Linked DNA regions of Mus musculus: region 2 is linked to region 1. The links are chromatin loops, found by intact Hi-C in ENCODE. Cell type or tissue: gastrocnemius. All regions are shown on one strand. Links, peaks and the distances in the headings refer to the core of each region. The heading gives the core; the rest is flanking DNA. Region 1 overlaps Asap2 (ArfGAP with SH3 domain, ankyrin repeat and PH domain 2). Region 2 has its middle 36 kb from the start of Asap2.

What was found. Hi-C counts contacts between places; a loop is a spot of excess contacts. Peaks named below come from ENCODE experiments on the same cell type or tissue, not always from the same donor. Only the 100,000 strongest peaks of a DNase experiment are listed, where the experiment ranks them.
Region 2: a loop joins it to region 1, with 4 times the contacts of the local background. A loop is called at or near these places in 17 of 42 quality-filtered maps.

What each region holds. Positions count from the first base shown.
Region 1 is chr12:21,264,453-21,269,828 of GRCm38, forward strand. Asap2 (ArfGAP with SH3 domain, ankyrin repeat and PH domain 2) reads left to right here. Exons shown (of 29, transcript NM_001135192.1): 26 at 679-728; 27 at 1,011-1,081; 28 at 1,436-1,558; 29 at 3,266-5,376. The coding sequence ends at 3,340. Itgb1bp1 (integrin beta 1 binding protein 1) reads right to left here. Exons shown (of 7, transcript NM_008403.5): 7 at 5,350-5,376. Among named protein-coding and RNA genes, the nearest start is that of Gm40855, 16 kb to the left of the region's middle. In gastrocnemius, for the core only: a CTCF peak has its summit at 2,277 (motif pointing left); DNase peaks (open chromatin) are centred at 2,266 and 3,836; H3K27ac peaks cover 1,584 bases.
Region 2 is chr12:21,073,482-21,078,857 of GRCm38, forward strand. No RefSeq gene overlaps it. Among named protein-coding and RNA genes, the nearest start is that of Asap2, 36 kb to the right of the region's middle. In gastrocnemius, for the core only: a CTCF peak has its summit at 2,461 (motif pointing right); a DNase peak (open chromatin) is centred at 2,466.

The sequences.
Region 1 (5,376 bases), core at 377-5,376:
AATCCCATCCCAGGCTGCCTCCCTGCTTCCTCAGCCCCTCCCAAGGCTTGCCTGCCCAGTTGTTTGTCTTACTTTCTGCTAGGTCCCACCAGCCTGGCTAGGCAACTGAGAGGAAAGCCTCTCTCTTGGCCTTCACAGGCCCTGCTCCCTTTAGAGAAGGAACAAAGCTAGTGTCCCACCTCTCTGCATATATACCAGTGGCAGGTCTCAGTTGATAGAGCCCCCTCTGCCCACTGTAAGAAGCACTTGTTTGTCTCCATGGCATGACTATAGGCTTGTGCTCTGCCCCTTGACCACAACATTGGTTCCCAGGGCAGGCACCACGGAGCTCAGAGGTGTAGGAGGCACTGATTTGTGGTGCCAGCACAGACCCTGGCAGAGCCACCCAGGCCTGTGGTTAAGCTTCAGCCCCTCCCTTTCTCATGATGATGGCGGCTCAGGCTGGGGCCAGAGTACGCAGACGATGAATGTGTGCTTAGCTTCTGCCCTGGGCTAGGATCAGGACCTAGTACTTGGCTCCACACCTTTCCTTTTTTCAAGAGTGGGGAGTAGGCACATGTGATGGGATACAGCAAGCACAAATTTAAGCACTGATGGCAGGTCCCTTTATCATTAAGGGGATTAAGGTCAGAGCACGTGGCCTCAGTGATCAATAAATCTGTATTTCTTTCCTGGTAGGACTGACAAGCCAACCCCGCTGACCAACAAAGGACAGCCGAGAGGACCTGGTAATTATTTAACTTGGAACAGGTTGATCCTGCAGGGATGGGGTGGGGTGGAGTTGGGGTTGGGGGGTATGGATTTTAGGTAGCTAGCTGGTCAGGTATAAAGAAGTTCACTGCCTTATACAGGTCTTTTCTCTTGAAACCACCAAACTTGTGGAGAGTCCTGCTTTCAGATATAACCTTGTGATTCTTACATTGTCTTACAGTTAAAGTGGATGGATAGGGATGGGGTGTTCTATAAAGTTGCTTTGTCATGGCCCTAACGCAGTGGATCTCTCTGCACAGAAGCTTCGGGTCCTCTGTCCAACGCCATGGCCCTGCAGCCCCCAGCACCCATGCCTAGGAAGTCACAGGCGGTAAGTGCACAAGCCTGCTATCCTGCTACTAGTCAGAGGGCTCCGAGGCAGCCGGGCTCTGTTGCTCCTTGGAGGAGGGCTGGGAGCTTCTTTCTGGTGCTGTTTCATGATCTGGGGAGCTGGCCAGCTTGGCCCTCTGCTCATCATCCCCATGAGCACCAGACCCCAGGTGTTTCATTTCCTGCCTCTGCCCAGGCTCCTGCTACACCCAGCCAGCCCCACTTGCTTGACCTCTGTGGGTTTCCGAGCCTAGGCACATGGCTCATGAGGCAAGCAGAAAGCATGAGGCCTGTTCTCTGGCTAAGAACTTGGCTTCCTACAACCCTAGCCTTCACACTTCCTTTTCTGATGTAGACCAAGTCAAAGCCCAAGCGAGTGAAAGCACTCTACAACTGCGTGGCTGACAACCCAGACGAGCTGACTTTCTCTGAGGGCGACGTGATCATTGTGGATGGGGAAGAGGATCAGGAGTGGTGGGTGAGTCGGGGTGGGGTCACAGGGGCCTGTGCGCAAGTCAAGGTGGGGCCATGGGGGCCTGTGCACAAGTCAGGGTGGGGCCATGGGGTGTGTCTGTGCACAAGTCAGGGTGGGGCGACGGGGCCTGTGAACAGTGGAAGCTCTCAGCCTAAGCAATCTGGATCTGGTGCTGCTACCAGTCTGATGAGCAGTGCCTTCCTCATCTCTGGTGTCTCCTGTGTGGGCACCTTCTTCTGAGTGGGCCTGATCTGTCCCTCAGGTGAACACCTCACTATAATGATGGGTAGACCACTTAGGCTACATTTTCATAACACGCTTGACCTGAACCAAGAGCCTTGGGGCCCTAGATTTTCACTGCCAATTTATGGAGCAAGGCATCCAGAGAGCTGGGCTCCAGGGCGGAGTCCTCATGTCTTTTTGATCCCGACAAAAGCTTTATGCTGCTCAGCATCCAGGTAGTATAAGAGTGGCATGGACACTGGGCTTCTCCCAGAAGCCCTTGCAACTCAGACTCAACCCCTTACAAGCTGAGGACCTTGGCAGCAGGTGCTTGGGGTCTATAGACCTGGGTGACATCATTTCTGCGAGGAAGTTGTCCACAGCACTGTGGCAAAGACGCCATGAGAAGCAGCAGTGATGAGACAAGGCGGGGTGGGGTTCAGGAATTAACCAGTGGAATGGGGTATACACAGAAAGCACTTGGCAGGGTCTGCCACCCAGTGGCCACTCGTGGCCCTGCTGCATAGACAAGTATTTCAAAAGGTACCTCAGGACTTGGAGAGGACTTTGCTTGACAGTTGCAGGGAGTTTGACCTGATCTGTAACTGCCCCCCCTGCAAGTCCCCCACCCCCACCCCCCCACCCGCTCTGTGATCAGCCTCCCTCAGCACAGGCCCATTAAGGGCCATAGCTACCAAACTCCCAACTCCTCTACATGCTAAGTTCCTGCACATGGCCGGGCCTGGTGAGAATCCAGCACTGTCTGAGAACCTGGTCTTGCCCCTCAGCATAAACACAGATCAATACCCATCAGTTGGAAGCAGGCATGGAATCACACCATGTTACATACTACCTTATGAAGGAGACACTGACCTGACACACAGGCTTAGCCATGTGTAAAGTATCTATTTCCAAAAGTACAAAAAATTCAGACAGGTGCAAAAGAAGTGAATGTTAGCCGTAACTAGAGGGCCCACCCTTCCTGAGGACCCACAGTTCTCAGTGCTGTTTTTAAAAAAAAAAAAAAAAAAAGCACACTTTGGCAATTTTCCTTTAGAGTTTGCCAATATCATAAACATGGCTGAGATTGTACGTGGCTATAATTGTTATTACCCAGACTGCATGTTTTTAAGCCTTTCTACAAATGCCTGATAAAATATGGAGACACATCATACTTTCTCCAAGTATATGACTTTGAGTATAGTTTCTTTATTCATATACTAAGTGGAGAGTGGGCCAGATGACTTCCCTGTTGTCTTCCATATTGCTGGGGCCCAGGGGCAACATCTGTGTTCACCTGGAGCCATCTGAGGGTATGCGAGGCTTGTGGGAGGAGGCAGGAGCTCTAGCAAGCACAGACAGGAAGGAAAAAGAAAGGACAGCCGGGCGGTTTTTCTATCATTCTTTAGCGGAAGAGATTCCTCTGAACAGATGCTGTGTTGCCCCTTCATGTTTGTAACACTTGTAACCCAAACTTGCTCATTTCAGATCGGCCACATCGATGGAGAGCCCAGCCGCAAAGGAGCGTTTCCCGTATCGTTTGTGCACTTTATTGCTGACTAAACTGCCACTGAACAAAAGCCTTTGTTTAACCGTTATGTTCCGTTTTGTTACTGGTACCAAGGCTAGCCATAGCCAGTCTCACGGACTGTGTTATACGGCAGCCCATCTTTTCATGATACTGTCCTGTTCTGAAAACTCAGAGTCGAGTTTTATATATAAGCAGGTTGTTGTTTTAATAAGTTGTGGTTTTTACAAAACATTGTTATACTTTTACTAGGAAAAGCAATTTCCTTAAGGGGGCGGTGAGAAGCTATTTAACTGTATACCCAGGATCCTGTATTTCCAGGAGTAGCTGAGCCTAAAAACAGCTTAAACAAATTTGGGGGATTCTTAGTTTTCCTTAGCCCAATTCCGACATTGGTTATCTTGTTTAGCACAGTCAGCTTAGCAAGCCAGCACCATACTGCTTCCAGGTCTGTCGCCCTACCCTGGACCTTGTCCACCAATGCCATCCATTCACCTTTAAAGACATGTATTCCTTTGAAACTCAGCCAGTGTCTATTTAAAGCAACTTGGCAATTTATACGTTAGCCTTGTACTTTTCCCCATCTGTGAGGTGGCAGCTGCCATGATCTCCCGCATGTTTGTAGGACCCATGTTGTGAACAGTCATACCTAGCACACTACTGATGGGTTATTACAACACAGCTAACAGCAGGCTGTTCTACACCAGGTAGTTTAAGCTGCAGATCCTGAATTTGGTTAAAAACTAAGGATGATGGATTGCAGAGCAGCTCTTTAAACTAGCTCGCATGCCTGGGGGTTTGAGGATTTGCCTCGTTCAGCATCCCGTCACACAGGTAGAATATGTGGTGCGGGCCACAGTAAGCACATTCTTCCGTGTCCTGGTGCGTGCTCCTGCCCTCCCCTCCCAGCTCCTGAGGACACCCGCTCAGCTTAGTTCTTGTCTTAATAGGATTCTCCAAAAGGAATGGTAGCTACACTGTCTTGAAACTTAGCCTATCCAATTGTTTGTAGTCAAGAACATATCAGAAATCTGTAGACCTTGGGGAGCCCAGTGCCCCCAAACATCCCAGTTACACTATGTAAGCCCATCGCATCACTCCTAAACTTACACTATGTGGGGTGGGGGAGGGGAACTAGGTTGTATATGATAAAAATCAAAACTCATTAGTTTCATGAACTTGACTGTCATACCTCTACTTAATAACATTAAGCACAGGTAAGAGCCGTGGTTAGGATATGGGAAATGAAAGAGGCAAGCATAAGGCCTGAACGAAAGCTGGAGTTTGAGCAAAAGGAATGGATTGAGGGTTAAGCTTGACAGTGAGGCGATGTTGCTGCCGGAAGTGGCACACTTGATCGAAGCAGCCCCTTCTTTATGCTCTTTGTGCAAGGCTCTTACAAGCTCAGAGCTCTCTCTTTGTTTCTTTCAAGGAAAACAGGACAAACTGGAATGTCTTAGGATGCTATATAGTGATTGCTTCCTGTCTTTCAGATTCTGGGTGAAAATGTGTTAGATCTGTAATTGATCTCTCTCTCTCTCTCTCTCTCTCTCTCTCTCTCTCTCTCTCTCTCTCTCTCTCTCTCTCTCTCTCTCTGCTCCCCCAACACTACATCTGTTTTTCACTACTTGTTAATTTCTGTCCCTTTAGCCCTTCTCATCACTTTTCTCGTAGACTTAAGAGCGTGAACAGATGCGTTTTGCACATTGCACTTCCCAATACCTTTTACAGTGCCTCCCCCACCCCCACCCCCACCCCCACACGCATCTGTATCATCGGTCTTAGGTACCTGGTGCCAGCTCTCTGAGGAATCTAGTTGATTTATGTCAACATTTTAACTCCAGTCCCAAGCTAATCTATCAGGTTCACTGGTACATAAATACCTAGGAAATATTTTTCCGCTCTCTAATTTGGTGGCACTATTGTGCAGTAATGGGTAGTCCTTTTTACCAGAAGAGAAGTTCTATTGACTTCCCTCCTTAATTGTCCTTCCTGTTACTCGCTCTTTGCAAACTGAGAAGAGAAAGCAACTGAAAGGAAAGCATTGTAGATATCTATTTATATTTAAAGT
Region 2 (5,376 bases), core at 116-5,115, 190 kb before region 1:
CTCTTTAGTACCTGAAAGAAAATAAAACTTGAGACCTGTGATTCATGTAATTTATGTCAAATAGCCAAAGAGTTGTTTGTGAGCTTTGAAACCTGGGGCAGAGAACATAGCAGAACAGGCCAGGACATGCCCGGGCAGGCCCATCGTTAAGACATTCCTGAGGCTGCTTAGCCATAAAGACAAAGAGAATGACATGCTGGACTGGCCAGGAACCTCCCTATCTCCCGCCCTTCTGACCTAAGTTAAATGTTATCTACATGTACAGTCTGCTGATGTTTAAATGGACCAATCATGTTAAACTGCACCAATTCCTCCCTGCTCATATTTAAATGAACCAATCATGTGAAACCATGCCAATTCCTCCCCCAGCCCCAGCCCACTGTCTCCTGCGTGAGATATGTTTTGACATGGAGCTCCGCCATTAAACTACCTCGTGTTTTTACATCAAGGCATTCTGTTCTGTTCGTGATTCTTGGGTGCATGCTGAATCAGGAATTGAGGGGGGTTTCCCCACTAGGTTCTTTCAGTGCCCACAGTGTGCTATGTTTTGTTTCTTACAAAACAGCTGAACTGTTTTCTAGGAAGGTGAATTAGGAGAACTGAACAGATAGCGAACCTATACAGAGACATAAAAGGGGGATTTATTAGAGTGTCTTCCAGGCTGTGGTCTAGTTAGTCCAACAATGGCTGTCTACTGGTCCAGGAATCTAGTAGTTTTTCAGTTCATGACGATGGGCCTCTCGGCTGGTCTTCAGTAGACACTGGAATCCTGAGGACATAGACTCCAATGCCAGTGAATGAATGAGCTTGCCAGTGAGAGCAAGGGCAAGCAGGCAAAGAGCAAAAGAGCTTCCCTTTTCCATGTTCTTTCTATAGGCTGTCACGGGAAGGCACAGCCAGATTAAAGGTGGACCTTCCCACCTCAAAGAATCTAGATTACAGGTTAGTCTTCCCACCTTGGAAAACCTGGATTAAAAGTGGGACTTCCCACTTCAAAAGAAAAAGAGTTCTCATAGGTGTTCCCAGCAGCTTGGGTTTTACTTCATTCCAGATGAAGTCAAGTTGACAACCAAAAGTTGCCATTACAGGTGGCTGGGACATTGTATATCCACACCCACAATTTATGAGAAATTCAGTCACTGTGAACCTTTGCCAGTGTTTAGTGTGTCACTGTTTTTATTTTAACCATTTTGACAGATAAGCAATGATAGTTCACTATGGAGTTTATTTGATTAAAAACAAAGAGAAGGGGCTAGAGAGATGGCTCAGTGGTTAACAGCATTTGATGCTCTTCCAGAGGACGGGAGTTCAGTTCCCAACACCCCCATCAGGTAGCTCCCAACCAAGTGTAAGCCCAGCTCCAGGAAACCAACCAACTCTTTACCTACCATGGGCACTGCACTCAATTGAATTCATGTGTATACACACACCCACCCGGCTCATCTGGAACTGGAGTTACCATGGTTGTGAGCAGGTGCTGGGAATCAAACCTGGGTCCTCTGTAAGAAAAACAAGGACTTTCATTGATCCATCTCTCTTGTCCTGGAGAGCTTGTTGGTTTTTGTATGTTTGTCTGGATTTCTTGTTGTAGTCTTTGTGTTTGTTTTTTTGGTTGTGTGTTTGGTTAGTTAGTTGGATTTTGGTTTTTCAAGACAGGGTTTTTCTGTGTAGCCCTGGCTGTCTTGAAACTTGCTCTGTAGACCAGACTGGACTTGAACTCAGAGATATGTCTGCCTCTTCCCCACACTCCAAGTACTGGGAATAAAGGTGAGAGGGCAGCCACAACCATCACCACAGCCTGGCTGAAAAAGCTTGTCTTTTATCTGCATGCTCAGGTGCATTCTTTAGTTTTCTTAGTTTATTTAGTTTTCTTTAGGTTCTTTCATTTTCAGGTTAGACTTAACTTTCTGTCTTTAGGGCCCAGTCCCCTGAGGTGCCGGGAGTAAAGCCCTGCCAATGCAAGACATTTTTCAGTTGATTCACGATAAAACTAAACCATCTCTGTTCATCTGCTCCCCACCTCCTCGAGTTATTGCTGATCTCCCTGACACCCATACAGTCATGTGTGGATCCACGGAGGATAACCTCCCTCCAGTATTAGCTGAACACAGCTCTTCATGGTCCCCAAATGCCAATAAAAGCAACATCTAACTCACTGAACTACTTTGCTTCCTATTGCTGTGTTAAACGCTATGATCAGAAGCAACTTGGGGAGGAATGATTTCATTTCATTTGGCAGCTCACAGTCCATTATGAATGAAAAGAAGGCAGAAACTCAAGCAGGCCAGGGACCAAGAGGCAGGAATTGAAGCAGAGACCATGGAGGAGGGCTGCTTATGGTCTTGCTCCTCACAATGTGCTCAGCTTGCTTTTTTTAGAGACTATTTATTTTTAGCGTATGTATGTATGTATTTACTTATTGCTTGTCTGCATAAGATGTACATGCTATGTTCAAAGCAGCCACGAGAGGGCTCCAGATTCCCTGAAACTGGGTCAACAAATGGTCGTGAGCCACCATGGGGATTCTGGAAGTTGAAACCAGGTCCTCTAGAAGAGCAGCCAGTGTTAACCACTGAGCCATCTCTCCATCTCCTCAGATAGTATTTTTTATACACACCAGTCCCACTAATCACAGTGACTGGGCGTTCCCACACATCAATCATTAATCAATAGAATGTCTCATAGACTTGCCTACAGGCCATCTGATAGAGGCATTTTCTCAATTCAAGTTCTCGCTTCTTAGATGACTCTAATGTTAAGCTGACAAAACCACTAACCAGCACACCCCCTATCAAACACCTAAGAGAATCCATTTTGTTTTACAGGTAAGCAAGCTGGAACCCCTACAGGGTGTTGCAACTCACCCAGCAACTCACCACAGACTAAATATCGATGGATGTCAGTACCGCAGACCCTCTTGGTCCCTTATCTGCGTAGAATGAGTCTCTGATACAGGTGGGCAATGAGTTGACAGGAATTGACAGACAGACTCAACACAAGGGAGTGTGGATCTGAATGTAATTTGTCAAATCGAGCATCAAACGTTTTATACAGAAGAAAATAGGGGAGTTGGGTGACACACAAAGCAAGGTACAAAGAGGTTACTGGATTCTTACGCAAAACAGAGGAATACAAACACGGAAGAACTGGCAGGAACCAACTGGGGTAAAACTCATTGTTAACAACTGGGATCAAAGACAGCTCCCACTAAGGTCCACTTAATCTTAGAAGCCAGGGGCAAGGGCTTCATGCCCTTGCCATAGATCCTACTCTAGTCTACTGTGTAGTCCACCTTCCCCTAGGCCATTGTAAATACTTGTTTGTGTATGGGTGTAACTCAGCTACCTATAGTTCTAAGTATCTACTCTGGTTCCTCTTTAGGTCACAAATTTCCTTCTTCCCAGATAATGGTAAATTTCTGAGAAGGGCAGTGACTTAGCAAGGTCTGATCAAGGACTGCCTAGAATCTAACTTAGTTATATGTCAAAATATCAATCCTTAGGAGCACTTGTAATAAAGCAATATTAAGGGAAAGCACACAGATCCGTTTATCAACTAAAGCAAGGGCATTGGAGCATTCTTTATACAGGAAACTACAGTTCAAGGAGACCTAGTTTCCGTGAACTTTTCGCCTCAGGATAGCGCCCAGGTTTTCAGGACCTATTGGGCTGGTCACTACTGGAGTGGATGTAGCATGTCAGAATGCCAGAATGTGTGTCTGTGGTACGGCTGACATCTTCTATCTGTCCAGTTGTCTGTCCGGTCTATCTAGCCACCTTTTCTAAGGTCCAAATCACAAGTTTCTTCCAGGCTACAAGGACTCTCTCTGATCACTGATTTGAGTATCCAGACTGAATCTGTCTCTGTCAAACAAGGAAAAACTGTTGACAGTTCCCTGTGCCTGAGGATGTAATAAACTCTGTAAGCCGAGTCAGATCCACCTAGTGGGAAACTAAATAGCTCTCCCTGGCTCCTGTTTGAACCTGGGGCTCAGGCACAGGAATGCAAAGAGAGGCCCACCCCCATGTCCCTCCTCAGGTGCCCTACCTGGCTGTTTCCTTCCTTCTAACTCAGGAGCACTGCTCCCCAGTCCCTTACTTCTCTAATCTTCCTTCCGGAGTGAACACAGTCAACACAGATTTTCACACTAAGACACATGACTCCCAGCCCTGATGTGAGCTAAGATCAGTTGAGTAGAATGCTGAAGAATATTCATGAGGCCTGGCAGGATGTCTTTAGTGGATAAAAAGGCTTATTACCAAGCTTAATTGAACCTGTGGACAAATGTGGTTTGGGAGTTGAAGCTTGAGAGCCCTGGTCTTACCCTTCAGTGCAAGCCTGGAGCAGCCATTTATTTCCTAAGGCAAAACATAGAAACATTAAACAGGGAGAGGAGACCCAGCCTCAGAGTTCTGGTGTGACAGCCATGCGAAGCAGCAGTACATGTTATCCAGCTCAATCAGTGAATGGTCCCAGCCCAGGACCATTCTCCACCTCACATAACAGGTCCCACATAACAGCGCAGTAAGCCCCATTATGTACCCAGTAGCTTTTCTTTTCTTTTTCTTTTTTTTTTTTTTTGGTGTTTGTTTGTTTGTTTGTTTGTTTAGAGACAGGGTTTCTCTGTATAGCCCTGGCTGTCCTGGAACTCACTTTGTAGACCAGCCTGGCCTCGAACTCAGAAATCTGCTGCCTCTGCCTCCCGGGTGCTGGGATTAAAGGTGTGCGCCACCACGCCGGGCCCCAGTAGCTTTTCTATCCCAGTGTTTCAAACTCCTTCCACAATCCTTCCCAAAACACGGGACCAGCTCTTAACAATACCCTGCTTCTGGTACCAACTACAGTTTCTATCTTAGTTACTTTTCTGTTAGTGTGATAAAACACTGGAAAAAAAAAAACAATGTGAGGACAGAGTGTTTATTTCAGCTTACAGTTTATGGGCCATCTGGAAGGGAAGTCAGGCCACCAACACAAGGCAGGAACCTGGGGGTTTGTGGACTGCATCCTGGCTTGCTCCCCCTGGGTTGCTCAGTTTGCTTTTTTATATCCCCCAGCATCACATCAATTGAAACCAAGAACATACTCAATGATCTTGCTTATAGGCAGTCTGATAGAGGCATTTTTTCTGTTGAAGTTCCCTCTTCTCAAGAAGACTCTAGCTTGTGTCAAGTAGACAAAAAACAAACAGCAGACAGGGATTCTGTCACACATCTTGCAATAATAATAAATGTATAAAATGTATTTTTATAGAGCCATCAAGTAGTAGGGACATAATGAGCTGTCTTGTGGGAGCTTGAAAGGGAATATTGAGAGCAATGCAGACAATGGAGGACTGGGAAGTGGGGTTTCAGAGGAATATTTGAGAATCCCTTGAAG